2 separate regions of the Homo sapiens genome follow, and region 1 is linked to region 2. A link is a loop called in an ENCODE intact Hi-C map of the cell type or tissue named here. Cell type or tissue: heart right ventricle. All regions are shown on one strand. Each heading gives the region's core, and the rest is flanking DNA. Links, peaks and the distances in the headings are about the cores only. Region 1 has its middle 140 kb from the start of HTR1A. Region 2 has its middle 570 kb from the start of HTR1A.

The links. Hi-C counts contacts between places; a loop is a spot of excess contacts. Peaks named below come from ENCODE experiments on the same cell type or tissue, not always from the same donor. Only the 100,000 strongest peaks of a DNase experiment are listed, where the experiment ranks them.
Region 1: a loop joins it to region 2, with 4 times the contacts of the local background. A loop is called at or near these places in 8 of 110 quality-filtered maps.

Annotation. Positions count from the first base shown.
Region 1 is chr5:63,817,374-63,833,576 of GRCh38, forward strand. No RefSeq gene overlaps it. Among named protein-coding and RNA genes, the nearest start is that of HTR1A, 140 kb to the right of the region's middle. In heart right ventricle, for the core only: no CTCF peak of the experiment used is centred there; no DNase peak of the experiment used is centred there.
Region 2 is chr5:63,385,860-63,402,062 of GRCh38, forward strand. No RefSeq gene overlaps it. Among named protein-coding and RNA genes, the nearest start is that of HTR1A, 570 kb to the right of the region's middle. In heart right ventricle, for the core only: no CTCF peak of the experiment used is centred there; no DNase peak of the experiment used is centred there.

The DNA.
Region 1 (16,203 bases), core at 4,462-12,461, 430 kb after region 2:
ACTATATAAATACTAAAACATTGATATTGTCATTTTATTCTGGAATTGAAATGACTAGAAGTATGTTCTTCCTCCAGTTCTTAACAATTTGAGTTCAGAGAACAGTTGCTCACCAACTCCCTTTTTATCTCCTCTCTTGAGAGAGAGGGCTTTGAAAGAAAGGGAAGCAGCTCTTCCTCATCTGCTATCAGACACCTTTAGTCTAAAAGAATAAAGGAAGCCATCGATTGTGTATGTCCATAATGTGCAGGAACAGGATAAGAAGTCATGAGTCAAGTGTGCAGGCCATTCTCCTTCACCTGACTCTTCGTGATCATGTAACCTTCCTTCAAGAGCTACTGAGAAAAAGTGGCTTCTCAGAGCCATTCTCACAATGATCACTTAAAGTGTTGTATTAATCAGAGTGAAGGTTTGCTGGAAAATGGAATCTTTATGAGATTTCAACATCACATTTCATTACCAGAAAAAAAGTCAAAGTAAAATTACCTCCTGAGTTCTAGATAATAAAGTTGCCCCAGGCAGGATTCCCTACTGTAAGCAACTGACACTGACTCTGGCTATCTTAAGCAGAAAAAAAGATAATTATTAGAGAACTATGGACTAGCTTGCACAATCTATGTGGACACTTCAAAAGCAAGGCTCAAAAATCCAATGGGAATCAAAGGATCAGGTAGCCTACATCATAACACAGTAACTCTTGGGTGAGAATATTAACCAGGGTAGCACACATGCCAGTGAATTATTGCACTGCACTGCATGCTACTGTCCGTGAACTCTAAATCACTCCTTTAGTTTTGTATTCTTTATAAGTCCTGAGCAGGAATATCCAACCAATAAAGAATAGATCTTATGTCTTCACTCAAAGAGACCCTGCCAACCATCGTACAATTAGGGAATATCCTCAAACAGGAAAGAGTGTGAATGCTTGGGAGGCAATAGGCAACAACAACAAATGTCCACAGGGAGCTCTAGATTTCCATTTCACCATGTTTGGGCTATTTTAAAAGAAATGTTAGAGTTAAAATTGCCTCTTTTTTCTTGAAGTGGGATGTATTTCAAGACATAGACGCACAAAGAGCTAGGAGTGTCCAGCAGATGGGGAAGCTGAAATGTTAAGGCTTTTGAATTCTAGGGTTTGAGTTCAATGTTCTCAAAATATGTTGATCATCAAATCCAACTTCCAGGGACTTTGGACTTTTGTGAAAGACTAAATAATGTCTTTTAAAAAGCAAAATGTAGGCTGGGTGCAGTGGCTCATGCCTGTAATCCCAGCACTTTGGGAGGCCGAGGTGGGAGGATCACCAGAAGTCAGGAGTTCAAGACCAGCCTGGCCAACATGGCAAAATCCCGTCCCTACCAAAAGTACAAAAATTAGCCAGGTGTGGTGGTGTGCGCCTGTAGTCCCAGCTACTCAGGATGCTGAGGCAGGGAAATAGCTTGAATCCGGGAGGCGGAGGTTGCAGTGAGCCGAGATCATACCACTGCACTCCAGCCTGGTGACAAAGCAAGACTCTATCTCAAAAAAAGCAAACAAACAAAAAAACACACACACACACACACAAAAAAAGAGAAAGGGAGACAGAGATAGAAAGAGAGAAAAAACTAAAACACTGTTAGCAAATACATGTAACAATGAAAAACGAAAAGTATCTAAGACTTGTTAAACTGTATTTTAACCTTGTTTGACTCACAGATTCATTTCGAAGTAATTATGATATAAAAAGCCCACCCTGTTAAGAATTTCTAAAATCATTATATCAGTGGGCACAGTGGCTACTGCCTGTAATCCCAGCACTTTGGGGAGGCGAGGCAGGAGGATTGCTTAAGCCCAGGAGTTTGAGACCAGCCTGGGCAACATGGTGAAACCCCATCTCTACAAAAATGCAAAAATTAGCCAGGCATGGTGGCATGTGCCAGTAGTCTCAGCTACTTGGGATCTGAGGTGGGAGAATCGCTGGAGCCCAGGAGGTCGAGGCTACAGTAAGCCATGATCGTGGCCACTTCATTCCATTCACTCCAGCCTGGGTGAGAGAGCAAGAACTTGTCTCAAAAAAAAAAAGAAAAAAAAAAAAAAACAAAGAAAGGAAAAAAATCATTTTATCAATTTGTGCTGTAATAAAGACCTAAAAACTTAAATCATTAAAGACATCATTTAGTTAATATATTTTAATAATCTTCATAATATGTTACTTATTTTTAAATCTTTTACTCTTTAAAGGAAACATAAAGATAATTTATTTGAAGTATTTATGATTTAAGTAAATCTTGAAAGGTCATATTTTTTCTTATTTGTATATATAGGACAAATGTACATTAAAATGTAGATTGAAAACCAGCTACAATTTTAGAATCAAATGAAGACAAAATATTTTTTATTATATGATATTTTGAGTTCTTGTTTTCTGTATCACTTTTTATAATTTTCATGCTTACTGAAATATGGCATAAAAATGTTTCAGATACTATTTATAAGGCCCTTTTATGATATAACCCATTAAAGATATAAAAAGTGTTATTTCCCAGGAAATGAAAGAGTGAAGTGGAAATAATTTTTCTTTTTAACTCTTGTTATTGTCCTAGTAAAGATATCTTCAGGTGGTACATAAAAAATTTAAATCAGATAGATGTAATTTATGGATCTGATGAATTATTATTTTATGCTCTCTATTAAAATGCTTTTTGTCGTTAGTGTTTCTTTGGTTGCTGTTTTCAATGTCTTATAAAGAATATAAATTTTAAAATAAATGGATAGAAATTAGAAATTACTAAAGCAGTACAAGAACTTTAACCCATTTATGCCTGAAGTTGCAATTTTTTGAATTTTTACAATCAGACCTTGGCGATGACCTTGAGCAGTAGGATATAAATAACTCTCACATACTTAGCATTCCCATAATAGAAAGCTAGGCATAGGATAAAATCCAGCCCATTTAGTTTCACCAAACGTGGAAGCCATTACTTCATTTAATAATTGTTTGCAAGCAGATGTCATTTTCAGCTTCTTGAATCAATAAAATCTTATATGGAAGCAGAGAAGGAATTCTAGTCTCATTTCAAATTCTATGTAATTTTCCTTCTGTAAGTTCTACAGGCAGTTGTGGAAAAGCCAAAAGTCAAATGCTGGCCTGCCCTAGATGTTGGGAAGCACAACTACCATCTACCACTTCATCTTCAATTACACAATTATTCCTTGTTTCTTAGAATCCTGATATTCCTAAAATAAAATTCTTCACTTGTTTTAAGCAAAACGTTCTCTTTTCTCAAGCTGCACAGAGTTCCATGTAGCCTATCTACCCACTCTTTAAACAGCTGCTGCTGTTTTATCTCCATACTCCCTTCATCAGCAATTACAGCAGTCTCACTCCTCAGGGTGTAGAGGAAACCCATGCCAGGTGCAGTTTTCCCAGAGACAGCAATCACACATAAACACCCGTCCACACTTGCTCAAGGACTACAATCTAGCCAATTGGAACGACTTAAACTAATGATCACATCAATTACCAGAAAATTTACAGCTGCATTATCTATTTATGCAGCCTCACAGCAGAAGTGAGTCCTCTGTATTTACCAAGAGGACTGTGGCTTCTTCCTAAATAGTGTGTTAGCATCACATAATGGTCTAGAAGTCTTCATGAGGCTTCTTTATTATTCCCTGTTTAACTTTGATGTCAGAACACATGTAAAACTGGTTCACCAAAAAATCAAAAGGAAAATAATGGGAGCAAATGAAATAAAAAGCGCCCAAGATCATGAGCACAGGAAGCCAGCACAAAATTTTGCTTATGTACAGTCCTATTGCAGGGCACTAAAGGTCCTCCTGCTGTGTTAAATGCTGTACCTCTCCTCCCACTTCTTGAAGTGTGGTTAAATCTCTACACATCTAACACAGAAATTTGTACAAATTTTTTAAAAGTTATAAAATCTGCTGCTCTTATCCCTTTAATGGTTCCAGAAAGAATGGAATAGATTTCTGTTACCTCTGATACTAATTATGTCACAGGAACCAAGGAAAGGTTAAATATTTTCAATAGGATGTGCTACTGATTGACAAAAAGCCCTACCCAGATAATTTGAAAACGGGCCTTTCTACAATGAATCTGAAATAGTCTACTGTTAAATACATGCCCATTAGCACTGAGTTGCTTAATGTCTATTTTCTTCACAAAATGATAAGATAGGGAAAACACTGGAGAAAAATTGTGTTTTTTTTCATTCTATCTCTTATGTATAGATAATGTCTATATCTTATAAACCACTTGATAAATATTTATCAAGTCATGAATTATTTCATGACAAATTGTTATACTAAATATTGCTATCAATAGAACTTTCTGTAATAATGAAAATGTTCATGCAGCCTTCGTCCAATAGAGTAACTTCTAGCCATAAGTGATAACTACTGAGCACTTGAAATGTGCTTAGTGTCATTGAGAAACTGAATGTTTAATTTTATCCAATTTCAATTAATTAAATTTAAATCTAATTAGCCACATGCTACAATATTGGATAAAACAATTCTGAGTACTGGGGATATAACTATTATTGGGACACAGTTTTTGCCTTCAAGGAACTCGCCATCCAAAAGATGAGCTGAAAAATCACGCAATTCAAAAAGAAGTATTTTAGCTGGTATGCAGGATAAAATATAGAATTTAACCTACAGTGAGTGTTCAGTATGTCATCTAAAACACACACTTAATAGCATGCCCAAGGGCTGAAGACAGTGCTTTCTATTTGACTTATATGTAATTATGTAAAAAGCAGACTTGTTCTGAGGATTAAATGGCAATATACAAAGCAGCTAGAATATAATAATAGATAATAAATAGGTAGATAGATACATAAACTGATAGACCAATAGCTATAGATAGATATCAGATGATATCCTTATTATTAAAAATAAATATTGGTCTATGACTGAAGCCCAACTTGCTCATCGTTAAAATTAAAATTAAACCATAATTTATTTTTTAACAGCCTTATGCATATTTTTTGTTTCTGTTTTTGCTAATATAATAGTATAGATTTCTTTAAAGCTACCATTTCACAAAACAATGTTATTTTGGATAGAGGAACACTCTGGATTTTTAGGAAAAAAAACAATGGTTTAAATAAAAATGCTATTGTTCATGGTCTCAGTTGACTCAGACCAAAAAAAAGAATAATTTTGCTCATACATGGTGTTTACTAGCATAACTGGCCTTTTTTGATAAGGAAAAAAATAAAAGAGGAAAGAAGTCAGTGCACATTATCAGGAACCCCCAGCATTAAGCAATCTTCAAACGTTAAGGCCTGGAATCCTAGAAACAAATAGCATGAGCATGTTCCTTTGGTTACATTCCTTATGACTTTAGTTTATAAGAGAAAAGGTTAAATAGCTCCATCTAGAGATACTTGTGATAGATCTTAGAGATACCCAGAGCAAGAAATCATTACAGGTCCTGAGTCATGGACAAAACTTTCTGTCCAATGCTCCAAAGGGGTCCATAAATAATTTACTGCACTGATTCTAGATGGTATCTACAGCAAATCTGCCATAAATCACTACAAATGAATCATTAGACATGTATAAAAATGTTATAGTACTAAAAGCTGAGGCTAAATGAATATAACCCCACTAAAAACAACAAACCCCAATGACAAGTGAGACTAATAAATGGACAAAGCTTTAGCATGGCTCATAAATAAGCTTAGTAACATGTACAGATAGAATCAATAGAAACAAGCCCAATTTGTAAGTAAAACAAAGAAAATTCTAAGACTGAAGTGTCAACTTCACGCTGAACACTGTACTGTATGGGAGGAACAAAATAGTGTGCAAAACCAAACATAATGGCCAGACTTTGTGGCTTATGCCTGTAATCCCAGCACTTTGGATGGCCAAGGTGGGAGGATCAAGAATAGCCTGGGAAACATAGTAAGACCCCATCTCTACAAAAAATTTAAAAAAGTTAGCTGGATATGGTGGCACATAGCTTTGGTCTCAGCTATTCCGGAGGCTGAGATGGGAGGATGACTTAAGCCCAAGAGGTCAAGGCTACAGTGACCCATGATCATGCCACTGCGCTCCAGCCTAAGCAAAAGAGCAAGACCCCATCTCAAACAAAACAAAACACACACACACACACACACACAGTCTCTGACTCTAGAACACTTACCATCTAATGGAGGTTAGAAACATCAATCGAATAATTGTAATTTTTAAAAAAACTCACAATGTGATAAAATGTGTTAATGATAATTAAATGATACTAAGAAAATTAAATGGAAAGATCTGAGAAAACTTTTCTGAAGAAATAACATTTGAGCTAGGCGATAAAGTTTGAGTTGGAACCAACAAGATGAATAAGGGAAGCATGCATATTCCATGCAAAGGAAGAGTGTGCAGACTGTGCAGAAAGGGCGTTACAAAGATAAGCAAATGAAAGTGGACACTGGTGGATGGGGTGGAGAGAGTGAAAGAGTGGGAGGAGGGGTTCTTACTTTCTGGGTGATCTTTTTACTAGAATGTATCATACACTCCATAGTGTGTTGTTTCCCATTCTGCTCTGACATTTAGAGATAGATATAAGATGATAGATAGATAGATAGATAGATAGATAGATAGATAGATAGATAGATAGATAGATAGATAGGGCTAGCTTCTGTTTCTTTCCTGGAATGAAAAGGAATATCTGGATCTTTCTTGAAAGAGGCTCTATGGAAATGTCAAAGGAGGAAACTATAAAATTTGTTACAATGGCTGAAAACTGAAAAGACTCAACTCTGGAAAATTATACATTTTCTTACCAACACAGCAGAGAAAGGTTGACCCCTTAAAAATTTCAGAATAAAATTGATTTATCTACCTCAGACTAATTTTCAGACCCTATCCTAATGCAAAAATGAGAAAGCAAATAATAAGCATACATAAGAGAAAAAGGCAAATGGCAATCAACATATACAAAGCTTTTAATTTTACATATAGTAAGGAAAAAAGCATATTAAATCAGATGCCATTTTTCACTCATTATATTGGCCCTACCTATCTATCTATCGAACTATCTATCTAGATATATATCTATATCTATATCTATATCTGTATATACCCAGGTAGCCCTCATCTAAACTGAGTCCATTCTTGAAAAATGTGGGGAATAACAAACATTCAGAAGGCAGGAGCCATATTTTATTATTCTAAACAGGAAAAAATAACAGTGGATTCTGAGTCCTCAGGAAACTCCAATAAACATTCCCAGTATCACTAAATCACTCTTAAACACTATGTAATTAATTTCACATAGTGAAATTAATTTCACAAGATATCTACATAATATAAAATGTATGATATGTAGATATCTACATAATATAAAATGTACATAATATAAAAATGTTTGATTATTTACCTGCAATTACTTAATTATCTGTCACTTAACTCATTAGCAGGGAAGTTTGTATCCAGTATTGAAAGATACTGGGCATGAAGTACTCTTTCTTTCTCATTGCAACAAATATGTACCATAATATAATTTAATAATGATATAATTAAATAATGAATAATATGCCAAACATACATAAGAAATGCAAATGGTACTTAGCAAAATGCAGTTTTAAATGGCTTTGTAAAAAAATGTTACTAACCTGTTAGAGAGATTGTTTTTTGAAGAAATAACTGTGTTAAAGCTACAGCACATTTTATGTTCTCTTGCTCTGAATTTTGCTAAAACAAGCCTAGCACCTACACTTCAGACCAGCAGTTCCCAACCTTTTTGGCACCAGGGACAGGTTTCCTGGGAGACAATTTTTCCACAGATGGGAGGGAGCAGGGAGATATTGTTTGGGGAAGATTCAAGTGCATTACACTTATTGTGCACTTTATTTCCATTGTTATTATATTGTAATATAGAATGAAATGATTACACAACTCATCATAATGTGGAATCAGTTGGAGCCCTGAGCTTGTTTTCCTGCAACAAGATGGTCCCATCTGGGGGTGATGGGAAACAGTGATAGATAATCAGACGTTAGATTTTCATAAGGAGAACACAACCTAGATCCTTTGCATGTGCAGGATGTCTCGCTTTGCTCACTGGCCTGCCACTCACCTCATGTTGTGAGGTTCCATTCCTATGCTCCTAATAGGCCAAGGACTGGTGTTGCTCTATGGCCTGGGGAATGGGGACCTGCTTTAGACCAAGTAATTGATTCAGATAGTTGAATTTGGGGTAAAAAAAATTAAAATACATTATGGGGAGTGTATTAGTCCATTTTCTAAATATATAGAACTATAAAGAACTGCTATAAAGAACTACCTTAAACTGAGTAATTTATAAAGAAAAGAGATTTAATTGACTCACAGTTCCAAATGGCTGAAGAGACCTCAGGAAAGTTACAATCATGGTGGAAGTTGAAGGGGAAGCAAGACACGTCTTACATGGTGGCAGGGAGAGGGGAAGTGCCACACTTTTAAGCCATCAGATCTCATAAGAACTCACTCACTATCATGAGAACAGCATGGGGGAAATCCACCCCCATGATCTAATCACCTCCCACCAGGTTCCTCCCCTGACATGTGGGGATTACAATCCAACATGAGATTTGGGTGGAGACATAGAGCCAAACTCTATCAGGGAGATAATGTTAGAAAGTGATGCTTGTGTCTTTAAATGATAGGGTCTTGTTTCTATGAAGGTGTTGTAAAGAGCCCTATATTACACATTGTTGGTGAGGTCTTTATTGTTAAAATCATTTGGGGGAATCAAAAAGTGTCCATATTGATTAAAGTTAAATTATGAACACTCTTTGAATAAATGGTTATTTTTATGACATCATCACACTAAAAAATTAATCATAAATAGGAATATATAAGACTTTAGAGTAGTATTATAATAGCATAAATTTGAAAACATTGTAAATATCCATCAGTTTCTCCTGAATCCAAGTCCTACTTTGATTTCCACCACAACCACTGCAGTTAGCCTCTGTGTTCTCTCTTCTTGAACTACTATTGTGTCTCCGTACTCCCTCTCCCGCCCTTTACACCCCCATCACCCTTACCTACCTATTTTCCATACTACAGCAAACATGATCATGTCTAAATACTAACTGAGCATGTCATATTCCCACTTCACATGATCGAAAAGATTCCCATCGGTAAAGATCAAAATTCTTGATAAGGGCCCTGCCTTTGAAATCTCATCTTAGGCCACACTTCCCCTCACTTAGTCCCGCTTTCTGCTCCTGCCACATGGTAGTTTTCAATTACTTGAGCACTCCTGCTTCTTTGCATCCATTTGTGCATCTATTTTTTCCACTACAAAGAATGTTATTCATTTCCCATTCAGAGACATTCTCATCCTCATGAAAGCCTTTCCTGGCCTCCTACTGGTTCCAGTCTCCCTGTTATGATCACTCATAATGTCACTTACTGTTGTGGTAGGTGATACCAATATTTCTGGGTCTTTCTGAACATATGGAAGATTTTTACAAATCTCTGGGCCCTTGATGTTGGTCATGCTCGTGTCAGTTTCTGTGGCCAATAAAATGTGTTCAAAATGACAGACAAAAGCATTTAAGAACCAGAATACAATGTCCCATGCTGTCTTCTGCTGTGGTGAACTCTGAATCACTAGGGGATGGCAGTTTAATTTGTCAGAATTCACCTATAAAAATGTTTATACTATATTATAAAATAATTTTCAAAGAATAGTCCCATTTTTATTTTTAAAATTTCTCTGTATTCAAGTAAGCATTTAAACTTAGGAAAATATATGGAAGAAAAAACTCCACATTATTTTATATTCTTTACTATGTGTAGGGAGGGAAGTCGTATGAAAGAAGAAAAGAGGGAGTGATACTGTTTTTTTGTGTAACTTTATGTGATTTAAGTGGTCAAAATGAGTATGTATATTATTTTTCCATTAAAATATTATTAGAAAATGTTGAGGTCTTTGTTTTCCAGTCTGATGTATGAAAGCCAGATTTAATAATAAATCAAGGATCAAGGCTAAAAATCCCAGGAAAGTACAGATGGAGCCATAACAATCCAGGTAAGACAAATAGAACCATCTACTAATTCAAACATGAGGGGCAGTCTTTGACCAAAAACTGATAGGCCAGACCCCTGAAATAAGTCAACATATTGGGGGAAATCAAAAACTATTCCTCTACAATTTTTTATTTTTCGAGGAACCGCCATACTGTTTTCAATGATGTCTGTACTAATTTAGATTCTCACCAACACTATACAAGGTTTCCCTTTGCTCCATATCCTTGCCAAAACTTATCTTTTGTCTTTTTGATAATAGCCATCCCAACAGGTGTGAGGCAATGTATCATTGTGGTTTTAATTTTATTTTCCTGGTGATTAATTAAGTTGAGCATTTCTTCATATAACTTTTGGCCATTTGTATGTCTTCTTTTGAGAAATGTCTTCTTAATTTACAGTTTTATATAAGCCTTGACTACAAAATGTCTAAATTTGAACTTGTCATTCATTCAACAAATAGTTGCTGTGTGTACTTTGTCTCATCTGCTGCAAATACAAATATAAATAAACATATTCCTTTCCCCCAAAGAATTCAGTCCAGCTTTTAAGGTAGGTTATTCTAGTAGGTGATATAAAAAGGAATGACATGAAACAACATGATGTGAAAAGTGCAATACTAAAATATGTGTTAAATTTTTGACAAAGTAGAATGACTAATGCTACTTTAAATAATCAAGAAATATTTCAAAGAAAAGAAAATCTTTGAGGTGAGCTTTGATGTATGGGTGGAAGTTATCAGACTACAAGGGATGGAAAGATACTCTAGGCTGAAGGAACATCTGAGAAGCAAAGAAACAGAGTGCAATTTGAGTGGTCGTGGTTCAGGCTAGAGAGCGGGCTGTTGTGTGATATACTATGGAGGTTATATTTTAATATAGAAAATGTTAAACATACTTGGAGGAGGGTAAGACTAGAGGCAAGCAGAACACAAGAGAATGTAATAATCCAGAATAAAGAAGATGAGAACTTGCTATTCATTTGAATAGCTGTGAAAAGGGAGAAGACAGAGGGAGAATAAAGAGACATTAAGCAAAAGAATGAAAATGACATGGGTGACTGCATACAAAGGAAGTTAAAGCACATTGAAGAATCTAAGGTGATTTCTAGGTTTCTGATTTGAACAGATAGTGTTGCTCTAACAAGAATAAGATATGTAGAAAGGTTTCCAAGAGACTCCAAAAAAAAAAAACCCGTTAAATACATGAGTTGAGAGACCACGAATGATGATACAGATTTGGGAGTTGTGGCAACAGAGAACATTGATGAGATTGTTCAAGGTGACACCTCTAAAATGATAAGAAGATAAAATTGAATCCTGGTGATATGGTTTGGTTGTGTCCTCATCTAAATCTCATCTTGAATTGTAGCTTCTATAATCCCTACATGTCATGGGAGGAACCCAGTGGGAGGTAACTGAATCACAGGGGCATTTACCTCCATGCTGTTCTCCTGATAGTGATTGCATTCTCACAAGATCTGATGGTTTTATAAGGGCCTTTTCCCCTCCTTCACTCTGCACTTCTCCTTGCTGCCACCATGTAAACATGTTTGCTTCCCCTTCTACCATTACTATAAGTTTCCTAAGGCCTCCCAGCCCTGTGGAACTGTGAGTCAATTAAACCTCTTTCCTTTATAAATTACTCAGTCTTGGATATGTCTTTATTAGCAGTGTGAGAATGGACTAATACACCCGGTGAACAACATTTAAAGGGTAGGATGATGGGACAAGCAAAGGGATCTGGGAAGGAATGTTCTAGTCTTGTAGCTTGTTTGATTACTTTTTTTTTTTTTTTTACATCATGTGAACCTCCCACCCATCAACTCTTTAACATTCTTCCTAATCATTCTCCTCTTTCTAGCATTTATACCTCTCTTCCCTCTCAACTTAAATTCCATGAACTATATTTTCAATCTGTTTTTCCTTTCTGTCAATAACAAGGAAAATTAGGTGTAGAATCAATGGAAACTTTGTATTGTCTTCCCAAATTTTCTAAATTATTCTTAAAAAAAGTCTAGTTATAAAAACTAAAATAAAAATATTTTAAAATGAGAATAATTATATTTGCTTCCAAATGTATTATAGTACCAAAGGCCATTTGGCAAAAGTCCAGCATCCTTAATATAATCCTTAAGGCTCACCATGATGTGGTCTCCTTTACCTCTCTGGCCTTATCTATGCCATCCTTTCTCTCTCGGCTTTAACTACTGGCTGTTTGAAGAAGAAAACATATTCTTTAGAAGTAAAAGAAAAGGATTAAAAAGTGAAAATTCATGTACATATAGTATTGTCAGTTAAAAATACATCTACTATCAAGCCTTAAAAATGAAGGATATGATTGGATATACAAAGTACTTGAAAGATGTGTTGTCCCAGTCAGCAAGATAAGGAGATAATATAAAGCTGGTTGACAAACCTGAGAGAAAAAGCAGAAAGATCTAATTGCACTTACGGTCTGGTGACTAGAAGCATCCAGAAGCCAAGGGCAGATTTTGAATTTAGTCAAGTACAGTATGTATGAGGAAAGATTAAACAATTTAAAAATGATTTAAACTGAAAAGGCACTACTTCATGCTCTCCATGGTTACAGAGCTCATAATCATAATAAAAATAATATGAATGAAAGAATAAATAAAATATTAAACAGAGGCAAAGCAACATATTGCCTATCTAACTTTATCTAGGAGGAAGACTAGGGAAGGACTTTGCAATTAGTTTGCATAATAGAGAAAGTATGGCAAGTAGAATTGTAAGTAAAAAGGATTGTACAGAAGCTGTGGGCACAAGAAAGTAAGTTCTAAATACTGCAGAGCTATGTCTACCACTGATTCCATAATTTGGTATAAATGCAATTAATTTTTTAAAAATCTGTACTATTTCACCTGTTCTTTCTGGTTGTCATTGCCGCAAGGGATGGAACTCCAACACTGGACAAAAATTGAGAATATTTTCTAATATGGTGACTTCTGTGAATTATTTGCATTACTGTCAATTATGGTAGCTGTCTGCCTTTTCTTCTTTGGTCATTGCTGCTAATAAGGAAAGTCAAGCACATCCACAGGAGTTAGGTGGGTACAGGGGAGTCTATACTAGACTTGTCTTATTTTATAGAATGTGTCATGTTCTCTTCTGCCTTGGGGAATTATTTCATGCTATCTTTTTCCTGGAATGATCTGATCCCTTTCATCTAAGTTCCACTCCTGCTTTACATCTCAACCTACACATTGTTTCCTCAGAGAAACCTTCTTTAAGCCCTCAGTCTTTCTTGTTTTATGATCTCATAAGACTCTGCTCCATTTCACTGTTCTCCAAAGGTTGAGTGATTTGTTAAATGCCTCCACTATTTCATGTGAGGGCACAGGGCATGTATGACTTATTCAGCTGGGAATCCTCAGTGTCTGACATAGAGTAGGTATTTAATAATAAGTGTTCAATAAAGAGTAGATGACTAAATCACTCATTATCAAACCTGTCATTAACCTCTGTGTTTCATGATTCTTTCTTTGGAATAACTCCCAGATTCTCTTTGTCCTTTCCATTCCTGAAGCTATCACACCATTCTAACCTGGATTATTATAAGCCTGTTCATTGGCTTGCTGAGACACAGTCTCTCCAAAAACTAACCTCCCACACATGCCTCCCATAATAAATACTGTTAATTAATATCTATAAATTAAGTACTTTGCAATTTTCAAAAGTCTTTCATTTTTACTTTGTCTTTGCACAACTCCATGAACCAGGTAGGAAGATGCCATTCTCCCCATATTAAATGAACTAATGGAGTTAACCAAAGTTACACAGTTAATTAAATAATAACCAGTCTGAGACTAAAACCCAAATATTCTGACTCCTAAAATTTCTTTTTGCTGCTACTATTAATACATTACTTCTCCTTTCAAAAATCAAGAAAAGCTCCTAGCTGTCTATTGTATACAATACCAAGCCTTTATCATGCTACCAGATACCTTACATACTGAGGTACCTTAGTCTTCCCTTACCCATGAGAGGTACATTCCAAGACCTGGAATGTCTGAAACCAAGATCTGTGGATGCCTAAAACCAAGGAGAGTACCAAACTGAATATATATAGACTATGTTTTCTCAATCTGATAACCAAGATGGCTGCTAAGTGATTAATGGGCAGGGAACATAGACAACTTGGATACACTGGACAAAGGGATGACTCACCTGGGCAAGACAAGATAGGACACAGCAGGGTGGTGCAAGATTTCATCATGCTGCTTAGATGTCACACAGTTTAAAACTTACAAATTGTTTATTTCTGAAACTGTTAATACATTTGGACCATCCTTCAAAGGAAATAGTATAGATCTATTGTAGACTCCCCTGTACCCACCTAACTCCTGTGGGTGTGCTTGACTTTCCTTAGGAGCAGCAAGGACCAAAGAAGAAAAGGCAGACAGCTACCATAATTGACAGTAACCCAAATAATGTCAGTAACCGAAACTGTGGAAAAAAGCCATGGATAAGGGGAAACTACTATATACAGAGAAACCTCCTCAACATACAGTACAGTTATTTACATGACAATGGGCACCCATTTCCATGGTACCTAGTGAAATACTTAACACATCATAGTTATGTTAAATAAATGTAGAGTTGCATGTAAGTGAATGTTTTCCCTCCTTCAGTTGGATCACTTAATTTCTTTTCATTCCTTACCATTTGCTCATGGCGTGCTGCCTGCCTAGAACCTTCTCTCATTTCACTGTCTTTATCCCATCCAATGTCTAAAAGATACTGTAAACTCTACTTCTTCCATGAAACATTCCTAATGTCTTCAATTCCAATCATTTATTTCCCTAAATTTTCATTGTATTTAGATTCATAAAACCCAACAATTTTTTATTCTTCTATTTCTTCCTCCAAGTCATTTTGTATTCCCAGTCTGATGAAAGGTTTCTGGAGGGTAGATTACAGGTACTTTACTACACTAGATCAGAAACATGGTGCGGGTTGAATAAATACTAGCTGACTACCAATGTGGAGACAGAATAACTAATAGTGTATTCCTTAAAGAAAGGGTTAAGAAAGACAAATATAAGTTCAAATTTCAGTTTCATCACTTATGCAAACTGACTTATATTAAGCAAGTTATTCAAGCACTCTATTCTTCATTTTTAAATCTGAAAATGTGCATAAGGATAATAATGTCTTCATAAGATTATTGTAATATCAAAGAGATATGCTTTCAAAGCCCTTAACACAATGTGTGAAACATACTGCAGTAAATAGGAACTGTTATTATCACCACCTAATTAGCTTTGAGGAGGAAGAAAAAATTATATATAATGTTTTCCAGAACAGTAATTTTATTGTACATTGGTGTTAATTCAGAAGACAAGAATAAAATATCACCAAGCATGTGTATTGTAATAGAGTGCTATACTACATTCATGAATCTATACTGTTTTGATGAGTTAGAAACAGATCTTAAAACATCTAAAAAACAAGTTTGTTTAGCAGGCACTTTTCCTTGGTATTTGAAATTTCTCCTGCCTGTTTTCCACTTTGCTGCCTAAAAGGAAACTAAAGATTAATTGTGTATCCCAGATGAAAACTCAGTTATAACACGTAAAGATAATTTTCCAACTATCTGACCCTTAACCAAGATACTTAACCTTTCTGGATTTCAATTTCCTTGTTTATAAATGGCCCATTGTGAGGATTAACTAAGATAACATTTGAAAGAAAGTCATCATCATGTCTGGTCCATAAAAAGCGTTAGATAGATGGTAGTTACCTCCACTATTATCATCAAGTCTTGTAGGTTAAGGCACTTTTATGTACTATAGGAAGAGAAAAAGATGGATAAGCTGTGATTCCTGCCACTTAGAACTCTCTTCTACCTCCAATAGCTATGCCAGCACATGCATATATTAGGCCTTCAGATATGGTCTGGGTAATTGATACTGTGCTGACACACATGATTAAAAGGTTTTATTCTTCTTTGTCCTCATTTTTTATAATAAATATACCACAACCTGTCAATTTCTCTATGAATTTGATGGAGTTTGAGTATTTTAAGTACCTGAAAATTGTCATTGGAGATTGAAAAAGAGAATGAGGGTACAGGATGAAGGCAAATGTCAAATTTCCTCCTCGTACATCTAAAATAAGGAGAACTATGAATTGATAAGGGAATTCACAGGGGGAC
Region 2 (16,203 bases), core at 4,734-12,733:
TATATAAAAGGTTTGTTTCCTTATAACATGATATGCATTGACAAATAAAAGCACTACTATTCATTTTGTTACTGAATTGCACCTTTAAATATAAAATTAATTATAGTATGGATCATGCAAGTATATGAATCATTAAATATCTATGTAATTTGGAGATGATCTTCATCTGAATTTCTTTTTAAGAATTATGAACAAAAAATCTTCATTCAATTTTTGAAGAATGCTCTAGCCAAGCAGTTACTGGAAAATCATTGATATATTAATTATAAGGAAGTGTAACCAACCACATAATGCAGCCTTTTTGAATGACCAGCCTCTGGAACCTAAGCCTGCTGGAGGGAGTAATCACTTGCAAACCATGGCACATTTCACCTTATTGATAACTACAGGCACCTATGTAGATACAAATAAAAATAATTCAAAATAAATTCAAAATAAACACTATGATGGAAGTACAAAAATCTATAAGATATACAAGAAAGCAATTTGTTGATTCTTATGTCCTCCTAGAGGTTCTGCTTTACTATAAGTGATTACTGAATATGAGATAGACTGTAGACAGAATTATGAAGTGAAATTTGCATTGATTGCTTCTAGTTTGTCCCCATTTATTCCTGCTGTCTCATTTTCTGCTTCCCTCACATATTCAAAGCCTGCAATCTAATCTATCCCCTATCCCATATCCATCTTTTTTTTTTTTCTTTAGATGGAGCTCACTCTGTCACCTAGGCTGGGGTGCAGTGGTGCCATCTTGGCTCACTGCAACCTCTGCCTCCCGAGTTCAAGCAATTCTCCCTGCCACAGTCTCCCGAGTAGCTGGGACTACTGGTGCCCGCCATGATGCCCGGCTAATTTTTGTGTTTTTGGTAGAGATGACGTTTCACCATGTTGGCCAGGCTGTTCTCAACTCCTCACCTCAAGTGATTCACCTGCTTAAGCCTCCCAAATTTCTGGAATTACAGGCATGAGCCACCATGCCCAGCCATCTCTCAAACCCATTTTTAACATGCTAACTTAAATCCTTTATTCCTATGAAGGCAAAAATGATTGATAACATCTAAAATCTTCCTCTCCTTGGGGCAGTTGAATTTTAATAATGACTAAGATCTAGAGTGAAATGGAAGAAAGGTATTCCAGCCAAGAACCTTGAAGTAGCCCCACTACACCTAGGTTTAAATAACCACTTAAAATATGAAAGGAAGATATACCTTTTGATAGCATAATATTAATTATTCAACTCGGAGAGGAATGAAGACAGAGATTTTATCAATGTCTGTAATAAATACTTATCTTTTTCAGGTGTTTATTTTTGTGTGTAACAAACTGCAAATGTAGATGTTTAAAACAACTTATTATTTCTGACGATTCTGTGGTTGACACCTGGGTGATCTGTTCTGGGGACCCTCATGCAGTCATAGTCAGATGGAGGCTGAGCCTGGAGTCATCTAAAGGCTTATCTTGGCTGCATATTAAAAATGGGTTACTAATATAGCTGGTGATTAATGGTGACTGTCCACTGGAAGCCCAGGTAAGTTTGCTGACTAAAGAACCTACGTATGTCTGAAGAACTCTCCACGTGTATTGGGTTTCCTTAGAACGGTTTGGTTGCAAAAGGAGGATCCCAAAAATAAGTATTCCAGGAGACACAGAGAAGCTATGAAGCTTCTTTTAACTTAGCCCCAGAAGTCACAGAATTTCACTTCTGCCATATTCTATTGGTCAAATAGCCCACATGCAAGACAGGTTATTAGACTTTATCTTTTGATGTGGGAGTAGCAAGATCACATTAAGAACATTTGAGATGAGATATATTTTAGGCTATCTTAGGAAAATATAGTCTTCCCCATCCTCTGTGATGAGAGTGCTCATTGTTTTGTAATATAGATTCTCTCATTCCTTTAAAGAATAATTCTGAGAGTTATAACTGGGTCCATAGCTATTTCACTAAAAACAGTTTCTAGCTCTCTTTTTTTTTAAAGTTATAACAAGTTAAAAGTTTATTTTATTTTTTAATTAATTAATTAATTTATTTATTATAGCCCTGAGACTAAGTTCCAGCCAAGGAATGTGAATGGAAATGATATGCACATTTTCCAGACCATTTCTTAAAGCAAAGTTTGTTGACTGTCATTGACTTCTCTCACCCTGTTTCTACTAGCTTAGAAATGATGAAGATCAGAGCAATCATAGGAGCCCCACTTGTTTTTTTTTTTTTTTTTTTTTGAGACAGAGTCTCGCTTTGTCACCCAGGCTGGAGTGCAGTGGCATGATCTTGGCTTACTGCAACCTCCACCTCCTGGGTTCAAGTAATACTCTGCCTCAACCTCCTGAATAGCTGGGATTACAGGCGTCCGCCACCACACCCAGCTAATTTTTGTATTTGTAGTAGAGATCGGGTTTCACCATCTTGGCCAGGCTGGTCTTGAACTCCTAACCTCATGATCCACCCGCCTTGGCCTCCCAAAGTGCTAGGATTACAGGCATGAGTCACCATGCACAGCCAGGAGCCCCATTTTAATGACAATGGAGTCTCTCTACTACCCCTGAGCTTTGTATCTTGGAATTGTTTCATAAGAGAAGAATAATGTATGCATTCCATTCTATACTCTGCCTATTCCTAGCCTAATTTGCCCACTACCAGGCACAATACCTATCTATCTTGATCAAGAAATTGTATCGATAGATCTTTTCATCATAGCAGCTTATGCCACTTTTAGATTTGGTACCTTCATATACTATTTTCCAAGCCTCTAGAGTAATTATACACTATTATATGACAAATTTTCTGGATTAGGCTGAAATCCACTAAGGTAGGAGATGGTGATACAGTAAATAATAGTGTTACTAACCTATAAAGTAAATAACATATATGTTTACTTTTAAAAGTTAACTTGCTCTACCAGCAATAATTTACTCTTCACCAATCACTAATAACTTTAAAGCTTATTGCTCATAACAATTTTCCCAGAGGGTGTAGGCAAATATTGTTGGTGTAGGCACAGAAAGAATGGGGAGAAAAAAATAGAATTTTTCAAGTTGAAGGCAAATTCAATTTTATGAACCCAAAATTATGATCTTGTTTAAACTCTAAGCAATTATTACTGATGTTTCTGTTTATAAAATTATAAAAAATTCTGTTTAAATATATTTCCTACAATTGAAATTTTCTTTAATAATGCTGTAGAATATATGCTTGACTTGCTAAAATTTCACCTGTATTTAGATTTCCTCTACACATCTTTTAATCTTCTTTGCCAAGCATATTAGGAGGAGATAAGCTTTGTTGATGCCATCGTTAATTGAGAAAAAAATAATCTGTTAACTTTGTAACTGCAAATGGAAGCTGTGTAGTTCTTCAGAAAAGAGATTAGTGATACATGCATTTCCTTACTTCAGAGATAACAGTTTAAATTTTAACTATGTCATGTAAGCTATAAATATTTCACTTTAAAATTAGAATTTAAAAAATAAGGAATTTCAAGAGAGCTGACTTAGGCCTTGGACATCTGAGTAGACGTAACAAATCAACAAAGGAATAAAATTGTATGAATTTCATTCTATATTCTGCCTATACCTACCTGAATTTGCCCACCTCCTAACACAATTTCTGTCTGTCTGTCATCTATCTATCTCTCACTCAGTCTCTATCTACACACACACAATATGTATGTATGTATGTGTATATATATGTGTGTGTGTGTGTGTATACACATATATTTTAAAAGTTTATTTCTCATAACAATTTTCCCAGAGGGTGTAGGCAAATATGGTTTGTATGGGCAGAGAAAGAATGGGGAGAAAAATCATATATACACACATACATATATATATAATGTTTTTGGCCAAAACATGTAACATAGCTGAGTTTAGATTAAAGAAGTAGGGCTGAATGACCCAGCCACAATATGAGGGCACTGAAAAGTTACATAGCAAAAGACACTGATCCAGAGAAAGTTGAAATTTTGAGGCTGTTTGTGATAAATTCATCCTCCATCATCTCTCATCCTCCTGCTTCCAACATTATCAGGGTTTGAGATATTTCCATTCTTTTCTGTTCCTGAGGTTTCATTTCTTGCTTCACTAAAGTTGATTCTCTAATACCTTTGTCAAGAAGGGTACATAAAAATTGTATTCCCTCTGGGAATAAATGTTGTGGAGTACATATTTTTTTCTTGAAGAATTAATAGATATTGTACCATTATTTCCTAGCATTCAGAATTGCTATAACAAAAGACCTACCTAGCATTTTTAATCACCGTACTACTCATAAACACTTCAAGCTCTGAGAGCCTCAGGCCAGGACCCAAGCTATTTCTCCAAATAGAGTTGGGAGAAATCCTGGAATAGACTGGTCACAGTTCTTCCTATTATAAAAAGCAGAGTCTGTAGATTGCTTGATAGCTGAATAAAGGACAAATTGGGGGATAATCCTCTGCCTTTTTCCTAACAGCCATGTATCTCAAATAAAATTCATGTAAGTCATCAGGTTTATTTGGTTTTAAACAACTCTTGCTGTCAAAGATTTATCATCAAATTCTGACAAATTTTTTTTCCCTAAACTGAATTTCACTGTATTTAGAATGGCAAGATTTATTAGTACTTCAAAGGGGAATAAAGTTGTTCCCAACACATTAGAAAACAGAAGCCAAAATACTCTTCACCTCTAGTATTTGTTTCTGTTCTCCCCAAATCTCTATTTAAATGAAGGGTGTCATAAAAATTGCTCTTAGACGTGTATCTTTTTCCATCTTGACTGCCACAGTAAATGTATTCTGTTTTGAAATTTAGAAGATTATAGCATCCTAGAAAGTAAGAAGTAATAGTTATTCCTTGTTTTGATCCCAATGGTTGCTGATGTATTAGCCATCTCATTTCATGGTTATTCTTTCCTTTCACAGTCTATTAACTTGCTGTTCCAGGATCAACAATCTGTAACTCAGTGGAGAGGCCACAACACGTGCAGGGATTTAAGTGTTATCTTCTAAGGTCATTTGTAGTTCCAAGTGTATTTGGTAGAATTTCCTCTTTTGACTCAATTTCATTTTATCTGATCATCTTGGAGGAGAAGAATTGACTGCAACTCGTGTTGTATTTTTAATTATTGTTTGATTCTTTGTCCACTTTCTTTTTTTCCTATTAACTAGTTTAAAAAATAAAAGAAGTGTGTTTGTTTTTTCTTTGTCCCTTCCCTAGCTATCGTTATTGAAAACCATTTGCTGTTCCCTGGTTTCTGCAAGAGAGTTGAGCCAGAATTAGAAAGGTTTGCATTGGCACTGCTGCACACAAAGTCTATCATCTCCTAGTTGCTATTATCCCCTAGAGAAACTAGAAAGCAGAGTGGAAGTTTAGAATCAGCTGATTCTTGCATTCAGTCAGGATTTTAGTAGTTTAATATATTTTATCAGCCTTAGCAATGGAAAAACTTCACTATAATTATGGGATATATCTACTGTAAGCAATCACCAATCTAGATTCAGAGTTTGCTGAGGTTTTCCCAAATATGCGTCTAAAACTTAAAAATTTAATTTGTTCTTATTATATGTAAAGTTAGCTTATTCTACTGAAAAATAAAACATTTAAAATATCAGGGAAAAATAATTACTTTTTAATAAAAATCAATTATAATTGGGAAAAAACACTCACTTGACATGAATTTGTCTTACTTTGATGAGTTTTTAAAGCGAATCTCTTTTCCTTGTATGAAAGTTTCTTGAAGTATTGCTACTATTATTAAAATGAATGCATGTCAGTTCTTACACTAAAAGAGAATTATATTAATATTATATAATCCCTGGGTACATTTTTCAAGAGTTCATCTTATAATCACAAACTAAAATGGAAATGCTTTCAATTCAATATGCCAAAAATGTAGATAATGTGTACTAAGGCAAAAACACTTATAAAGATGATACAATTCTAGTAATTTAGGGCAAACAGACAAGTGATTTGGTAGGTGCCATGTCCTGTGCATGGATCCTACTGTTTGGAATTCCAATCATAGACCCCAAAATAATCACCTATGCCCTGTACTGTGAAGTATCAGTCACAGTCTGATAACTAACTTCTTTGCACTATTATTTAAAGAAGAAAATGTAAATACCACACTCCTATCAGCTCGCAATGGAGCAGAAATCTCAGTTCAACACGACGCAGTGAAATAAGAATGTTCTCTGTAATTGCAGCAACCAAAATGATTACCTTTTTACAAAGCTAAAAGAATAATAGCAATAATGTAATAAGGTACTGTGTTGCATTGTTGCCAGTTATTCCTAGCATTGCTGAAAATGCCAGGCGAGAACTGAGAATCCTGCTTTTACTTTTTAGAGGCCAAAAGCCTCCTGCTTTATCCATTTTAATCCTTTATCAGCTTCTTGCCAAATGAATTATCTTGAAATATCAAATGGCAGTTTCAAGCATGGAAAAGATGGAGGATCCAGGAAAAGATCACTGTGGCTTTGGATGTACCTATCTATCTCAGGAGTGCATTTAGCTTAGGAAAGAACCAGTTTTATTCATGAGAGCAATCTGAAACATGGTATTCATTTTGTGATTATAATATTCTTTGGAAGTTGCTCAAAAAACAGTATAGTAACAAATGCTAGAAGTACCTGGAATTGGTGCCATAAGTTGATGATTAATGTGTTACATTGGCACTGTCACTAATCCTGCACTACAGAAAGTCAGCATGTCTTCAGCATAACTACTGCATTGTCTTTGAGGAAGAAATAATTCAATTTGGCTGTGCTTCCTTAATGAGTTCCCAGATTGTCCAAGTAAGGGGCTAAAGTTATGGGTGTAATTCTGTTTGTACACATACTTGTTTAGTAATATAGAATCCAAGAAGATTAATGAATAATTAAGAATTCTGGGATGACAATTCTGACATTTCTACCTTCGTTCAGGCCTTCCTATTTGTCAGAAAAGAGGGACAATTCCCTTGTAACTTCTCAAGTCACTGACTTCAATGAAAAAAAAAAAAACAACACAAAACCACAAAAGTATAAACTGCTCATAAATGAGAAAACTCTCATCTCCCAGATGAAAGAGCTGCCCAATAATAGTTCTTTTAGAAAGGCTTTATTTTCTTTTTAAATATTTTATTATCTGTTTAAAACTTTCAGCTTCAGAGGGTTTCAGACAAACCTGTAATTTCTGTGGTCATTGTTTTCCACATACAGTCCTTCAGACCTGAGTTTCTCCAGCTCAAGCCTGAATTTATGCACAAGTCAAAAAAGGCTCTCATTTATATGCTGAGCCTCGAGGGGTTCTTTAAAAACATCCTAACCAAAAACCAGTCAATAGTTGCAAAGTCACTTGGTAATTTGGCCATTTCTGAACAAACGGAAACTTATATAAGATAGATAATTCATTCTAAAATGTTATATTTGGGAGAATCATTATGAGCCACTTTAAAGAGTCAGTGTCTCACATAAAACAGAAAGCTTTTGAACATATTCTTCCTGTGCCATTTTCTGTAAGCTAAGTGTTAAACAACTGTATCCCAAAGATCACTGGATTTGAACACATATTGGCATGTTTGGTTTCTTTTGTTTTTCCTTTCATTCAACACCACTGTTGAGCAATCACTGAATGAGTTGTAGGGATATAACAGTGAATAAAACTGATAATAGGGGAAATAATGGGAGAAAATAAGCAATAATCGGGTAACCGAATATCACTGATAATTTAAATACAGACAGATATAAAGCATAAAGTAAAGCAAGTTAGTGGAATGTATACCTTATGTTGGGGTGAGGTGTGCTTCTCTAAAAAAGTATCATTCAAGCAAAGATTTGAATGTTGAGAAGGAGCCATCCATGCAAAGGCCTGAGAGACTTGTGTTCCAGGCAGAGGGAACAGCAAATGCAAAATCCAAAACAGCAGAAATCATGATAACAAAATACACATGTTGCTTTAAGGTTAAGTTAAATATAAACTATTTCTATGATAGCAACATCCGTAGAACATGAGCCCACTAACATTGCATAAGATTCTGAAAGTCATCCTGGTCTCTGCCTTACCAGTATTTAAGTAACAACACTAAGAAACCAAGAGGTGGATAATTTGCTTTGTAAATTCACATGATATAGTTTTAATGTGTTGATGGAAAAGTCAGATTGTCCTTCTCATTACTCAGGATTTTGCTCTATTCTTGATATCTTTCAAAATCTATCATTGTCTACTTTTAAAAACAAAAACTCAAGAGGATTCAATGTCATTAATATCAAGTTATTAAACAGGCACAACAGTCTCTTTCAGTTAAAGCATTTGTTAGTTTGCAAGAACTCTTTTTGACACTGACTAACCATCACCGTGTAAATAATAGATCTACCACTCCAGAAAGCAGTTTTCCTCTATTGACATTTGCCTCTCAGCAGCTTTTGATGCCAGACCAAAAGAAATGGAATTGTGTGGATATAATTACTTGTTGTAGCAGCAGTTAATGCATTCACTATTGTTCCCCAAGGACTTAAAGGCTCAAATATCTATTCTCTGAATTTATTAGAACTAAGATTCACACATTTCTGTAGTCATAGTGATTTGGGAACACAACAGGAATAAAACAGAAGTTAGAATATTACTTCACAGCTTCAAAATTAAACTCTCTGCTGAGGGGGGGTATCCTTTCAAATTTGCATACTAACGTTTGGCCAAGATAAAACTTCCAATGGCATAATTAAGTGTTCCTGAACTCGGTTTCTGAATGCATTTGGAAAAGGTGGCTATGAACATTAAGAACTGTATTGTTTAAAAGCAATCTAAAAACCGCTTTGAAAACAATGTGAAGGTGGTAGGTGGACTGAGAATTTTCAGACTCCTGCATATATGATATGATACTTTGAAGAAATATTGGTGATTATATTGAGTATATAAAAGTAAAATTCCCGTTCCCAAAGAAATATCACAGAGTAATTTCAGAAATATTTCTTCATATTTACAAACATGGAGAAATAGAATTTGTTCTTCATTTTTTCCTGTATCAGATGGAAATTCTAAAAAAAGAATATTTCCCTTCACTCTATTTTCTTTCTCATAAACTCCAACTCTAATGGTAAATTGCATGGAACCAGTTCCAAATACACACTCTCTCTCTTAAAAATGTAATAATCTCAAGCTAGAGGAAAGAAAGATAGCCAATGAAAAGAGATGCAGATAAAAGACAACTGAGAAGAAGCTTAAAAGGTTTTCCTTTTAAGCTTTTCTCTGTTCTTCCATCAGCAAAGAGGAAAAAGGAGGATAAAAAGAAGGTAAAATGTTTCACTCTTAAGAGGGTTACATTAGCATGTGGTTTCAATGTGCATCCAACTATAAATTCTTTCTAGCAAAACATTACTTAATATTGATACCTAGGGTATAAGAGTGGGAATGAATCACTGAAAATTCGGATGGACTTACATAGATACTAGCAGTTGTATTTATACATGGTTAAGGGAAGAATAATGCTCAGATAGTTTAGAGGTAAAGCTGATCTTCAGGACTGAGCACAGAGACAGTCTACTTATTAGCCTAATTGGGTATGTATCAGATAAGGTTTACCATATAAAGAGAGGATGTCTGCTTCATCTTGGGGGTTAGAGGGGAGGTTGAATGTTGTTAGAGAAGTAGTTTGGAGTTCAATGCCACCCATATAGTGTTCTGGCACAGACTTTGAAGGAATTTTTTTGTTAAGTTCAAAGGAAAGAGCGGGTACTAGATGAAATATGTCATTGAAGACCCTCTTCTTGTCTAACATTAAAAGTTGTTCCATAAACTAAGAATGTAAGTCAGTACTCTTTGGGTTTTTAACAAATTTTGACCTGGTCAGAGAGGACCTTTCTCCACTGGCCTCACTGTAATAACACTCCCAATCATGTGGTAGGACTTCTATGCTGAAGTTGGAGTTTATACATACTTGTGAGCCTCAATCTTTTAATAATCACTAATGTTCACTTTTGTCCTTGAACACAGCACAGTGCTGACCAAGTAACATGCCTTCAATGGTAAATTATTACCTCCAAGTCTTTATGTAATCTTTAGTACCAGGATAGATAATATTTTTCTGGTGAGAAACTGACATTGTAATGGTGTCATCTAGTGGGATACAGCAAATATAGTACCTGGCTCCGGTGTCAGATTTGGATTAGAAGGGTTGTCTCCAATTAGACTTGGAAGATTGAACCAACCTCCTGAGCTCTACAGTTGTATCTGTATCACAATTTCTGTAACTATTTCTTCTGCTCCCAATTTTCTCTCCTGAATTGCTAATAGAGATAAATAAATTGATGTGATTTTGTTTGCTTTGTCTTTTCTTCATTCAGGAAGGTAGAATATAGGTGAGCCAAAGGAATCTATTAGGGCATTGTCTAATTAACAAAAAGAGCAAAAGAAGAACGGAACATGGCAGCCCAACTGTGAGTTCTGGTTACATCACTTACTCGCTTCACATTCTTGGTGTACTTGCTAATGTTCAGTAAGACAGCCAAAAATGAGGATGCTAAGACCTATTCTCCCTACTACTCCACTGATATCAGGCATCCTCGTATTTGTAGTAGCTGTTACCTTTGCTTGGAGTAACTTCCTTCAAATGTCCACTTTGCTAACTTGCTCAATCTCCTTAAGTTTTTGTGCCTATAGCCTGTTTTCCACAAAGCCTTCCATGGACACCATATTTAAAATTTCAAGCTAGTTTCCTTCATCACTGTTTTTTTCAGCATACTTAATATATTTTAATAAACAATAAAAACGTTTTATATATTATGTTTGTTGTTTATTATTCCTTCCTCTGGAATTTAAACTTCACAAGGATAGTAATTTTTATTTATTTTATTCCCTGATATCCCTGACTCATAGTAAGTACTTCTATTGATTATTAAACCAACAAATAACTAAATTATATTTAGCAACTAAAATGTTTACTTAACATATAAAATTGTTGCTTTACTTAAAAAATCTCTACTATAGAAAGATTCACAAAGTTACAAAGATGAAAGATAAGAAAGGAGAAAAATTACTATATACCACACAGATTTTATTTCTCCCATTTTTCTCTTTTTAATGTACTTACTTGGGTAACCTTTGTTGAGGACATACTCAATCTCCACACAAGGGAAAGAAGTAGAGGATGGACTTTGTAGTTTGCAGTTTAATGGGGAAAATAATTTTTTGGGGGCCTGATTGTGTTAGACATCTTAATAAATTAATGATAGCAGAGGGGTCTTTCTACTAAAAACACCCAGCTTGGCTGCTGCTGATTTAGAGTTTTATTCTTTTAGCTGGAATGATCATTGGTCTCATTTTATCACATCACTGAAGTCTGTTTTTTCAGCTCACAGCCTGAGGACATGCAATCCATAATCAAAAGTCAGAGGAACTCAAAAATGGCAGCCTCTCTTGTGAAACACAATTCATTCCATGGGATATTTTACATTTGTGGTCTCTAAGCCACTTAGAAAGTAAATAACCCAACTATACAAGTGACAAGTAGTGACCCCCATGCTACTTTAGATGGAGATTTGCCAGGAGAAAATTATGTAAAATGTAGGTAGGTATCAATATTTCCCAGATTTATAATTTAGACTGTGGCTTTATTAGCTTTAGTTACCAGTGACTTATGGTTCAGGATGGGAGTTTAAACTTATATGTTTGTTGCCAAAAAAAAAAATGATGATAACAATTCATATGCTTAAGTTTAAACAACATTTTAGGACTAGATTTTGCCACTGAAGGAAAAATAGGCTTTAAAAAAAGGGATACGGACAGTGGGGAAGGAGATTTTCCTTTTAAAAAGAGAAATTTCTGAAGATAAATAACAAAAAAAAAATGAAAGTAAAATGGGTAGACTGGGTCTCTCTCTGATAGAAGCCTCCTCAAACTCACAATTGAAAAGACAGGGTTTGAATGTAAACAACTGTTTAGACCTATGAATACTCAATAACCTAAGAAAAATGATAGAAATCTAGATTTAGGAACAAAAAATTAAACTAGTAGGGGAAGATTTGTTCTAACTATATATTCATTTTTATTACTAAATAGAGCACATACTCGAAGACTGAAGGGCCTGTACTTGGATTCTGTCACTTTCTCAGGGCCTCCCCAAGACTGGAGAGAGGCATTAACAGTAACATAGGCAAAGCTCAATTGTCTGCTGAGATAGATAAACAAAATGATATGTCAAGCAACAAGTGTATGACAATATGGAGTGCTGGGAACTGTGAATACCTGGATTACATGTTCAGAGACAACAGTCTTCACACTGTTGTGAACAGAATATTGACATTTTGATTTAGCTTGTAAACTGCCATTTTTTTTTTTTACCTCTCTTTAATGGGTAAAAGAGATCAACAAAATTTCCCCTATCAGAATAAAGGAAGAATCTACTTCAAAGAAAGAAGCCAGTCTCCTCCTCCATAGAATGCAGATGTTGTCAATTCTTATAGTTTTATGGTGTCTCAGCATCTATTCTGAACCTAGGTTTAACTTCGCATACCAGAAGAAGGGCTTAGTAACTCTTGACACAGTTTTCATTTCTCTAGCTCTTTCTGATTCTAAGTGTGGTCCATCCAGATATCTGCCTTAAGTAACCACCTCCTAGTGTCCAACTCCCCATGGGATATGCAGAGATAACCTCCTTGACTCACCTCACTGACTCCACTCTCCACTCAGTATGCAGGTATGCTACAGGGAGCATTCCCTGTCCCAGTCACCACATGTGACTCACACCCGCTTGCTCTGCATCCACCAATTAGAACTCCATGTGGGAAACTTGCTGGGGTAATGTCCTGGATCCCAGTAAAGCCTCAGGCTATAGGTCTATCTCTCTCTGTCTCTCTTGCTCCCCACCTGCTGTTTGAACACATTGCCCTGTGACCTCTCATTGGCTCCCAGAGGCATCTCTCTACTCTCATGGATCTGAGAATAATATACTTTCTGTTATGTCATGTGTTTTTGTTTTATGGCCTCCTCTTACTTGACTGACACATGCAGATTTAACTTCTTTCCCAGTCAGGGCTCTCCTAGAGAGTGGTCTGGGCGATAGAGCAAGACTTCATCTCAATAAATAAATAAATAAATAAATAAATAAAAAATAAAGAAGTACAACAAAACACATCTGGCCAACTAAAAATCATATTATTGTTTTTTAAATTCAATACTTTTGAGACCTATTTTGAACTACATATACCAGTATATGTAAGTACATATTTATTAAAGAACATAATTATGTTTATTTCAACATTTAATATATTTACTTTCATGCTACATTATTATGCATGTTATTATGTCATAATGACATAATTTATATAGTCATTTCAGATAAGTATATCTTGACCTTGTCTATTTATAGCTCTTCTTCTAGACTATGGAATTTTTTCCATACTACAAGAACTATTTCTTGTTTACGATTGTATTTCAAAGCCAAGCACAATTCTGGATTAACGTATATAGAATAATTTAAAATATTTTTTAAGTGAGGTTATTCTAAGACAGATGTTATCTATTTACAGTTTTACTTTGGGTTGTCTTGCTTTTATGTCCTGGAATGGAGGTGTCTTTCTCTCTCTTCCCCTTTCTACCTTCCCCCTCCCCCATTATCTTCTTCTCTCTACCACTGGATCATAACTGGATGAACATTTCTAGTTTCTTGCTTCAACTCTGTAGACCCACATTTGCCATCCAACAGATAATTCCAATAGCTAGACTTGGAAGAAAGTATATGGTCTGTAGTCTAATTTCTAATTTAGCCTTATAAGTGGTAATGCTGATATTTGGTTTCCATATGTCTGTTACAAATGTCTACTTTTCCATTGGCCTATGTCAAATCATGGGGTAGAAAAAAGACTGTGACTAATTATCAAACTCCAACCCCAATATCTATGGTGATGATGCTGGGTTGGAAGGTGTGCTATTGAGGATGACAATTTCAAATAAAGTTTTCCAGTTCATTAGCTTCCATTACCAAGACCTCTTGCTGACTCCTCTGCAAATTGTTCTTCCTTCCATCCTCTCCTTTCCTTCTTCACTAATCAACTAGGTGGGCGTAATTACTGATCTTAGGAATGGGGTAAAGAGTATAAGCTGTCTGAGCAATGTGTAGCACAGAACTTATGTAATGAGCAACAGGATAAATTTCTTGGATCAAGAAATGCAATTCCTGTAAAACATTTGATGTCTTTTGAAGTTGATTGCAATACTATAATAAGAAACTAGGCCCATTAAAAAAAAAAAAAAACCGTATCATGTACAGATGCCCCTTGACTTACAAAGGGGCTACATCCTGACAAACTCAATAAGCCCATTGAAGGTTTCAAATACTGTCAGTTGAAAATGCACTTAATACACCTAACCCTCCAAACATCCTAGCATAGCCCAGCCCACATTCAACATGCTCAGGACACTTACCTTATCTACAGTAAGACAAATCATCTGGCAACACAGTACACTGTGGAGTACTGGTGTTTACCCTTGTGATTATGTGGCTGCCTGGGAGCTGTGGCTCACTGCCACTGCCCAGGATCCGGAAAGAATATTGTACCACATATGGTTAGCCCAAGAAAATATCAAAGTTCAAAATGTGAAGTACAATTTCTCCTGAATGTGTATTGCTTTTGTACCATCGTTAGGTTAAAAAAAACTTAAGTCAAACCATTGTAAGTCGGGGACCGTGTGTATTCTCTAAAGTAAATACAGAGGCAACACCTCTTTATGAGTAAATTACAATAAAATAAATGTATGTCTGTATGTTTTCTCAAGCTCTGAAAGGTCTACCTCTCAATTGTCTCATCTATAAACTGGTAATCCATTTAAACCATGCTCTTCCATTTTGTTAACTAGTCAAATAAGTAACTCATCCAAAAAGAGGGTGGTACATTCATGCCTTCTGGATTACTAACTTTCCTCTGACATAAGGCATCACTTCAAATATTGGCAGGTAAGAACCAGAGAGCAGTATTTACTTTCTTGGAATTTGGTATTACAACCCCTCTGGCTTCCCCAAATAATTGCCCATATTTTGCCATCTTGACCATTCTTCCTGTAGTGTTTGAGGGCAAAGGGCAGGAGCTCCATTTACTCGTTATAGATGTGCCTAAGATTTGGTTGTTATGCCGACAAACAAATACTTCATTGTTTTCTATAGAATTTTAGGGGTCCCATTTTTAAACTGCACCACTGTATATGTCTTCTCTCCTTGAGATAAAAGTTGCAAACTAATGGTCCCTGGGCTGAATTTGACCCATGGAAAAATTAGTTTTAAAAATTAAACTCTTCATTTTGGGCTAATTATAGATTCATATTCAGTTGTAGGAAATACAACAGAGAGATCCAATGGACTCTTTATCTAGTTTCCTCCAATAATCACATCTTGCAAAGCAATTGTAGAGAATGACCACCACGATACTGACATAACTACAATCCACCAGTCTTATCTACACACATCTTTTATTGCATAATTTTACCCTATATAGTATTTTCAATCTGAATAGCAGCTAATAGTTACAAATCAAAAACTTTAAATAATGGTATAGATTTCTGATTTTGCTTTAAAAAATCCTATTTCTCAAAACTGGGACTGCATTCTATACATAAAATCAGGCTAGAAGTGAATAGCAGTTCGATTACACAACACACATTCTCCCTTTTATACTAGTACTCAGCTACTCGATTTATCTTCTTAACAGCTAACACAATTCATGTAGTTATGCTCTTATGGTTGTCTCTTCTATCACCTGTGTGGGAAGTCCCTAATTCCTATTTTAGCTTGTCCATACTCCAGTGTCCCAAACCTTGTCAGTTTATCCACCAGAGGGCACTCCAGCCCCGCCTGTGTTTAACTGTAGCCTGGAAGAACGAAGATAACATTAGGCCTCTGAAAGGTGAATAATTGGGGTCCTGAGTGAAGCAGGCCAAATATTTCTCAAAGAGAACAATGTCACCAGGTAAAAGCAAATGAAATTATACAATGCCAAATGAATAGTTTTTTTTTTAATTTTCAGTCTTGGCATTTCCCTGAGGTCCAAACATACATTCAACAACCTACGTGACATTTCCACTTGGAAATTTAACACACTGAAAATAGAACATTTATTACTTTTCTTCTACACCTGCTTCTCTTACTTTCCCCATTTCAGTAAAAAGTTATGCCATGTACCCAATCTTTCAAATCAAAGACGCGGAAATCTTCAACTCTTCCTTGATTCATCTCTTTACCTCAAATCACCCTTCTCTTCC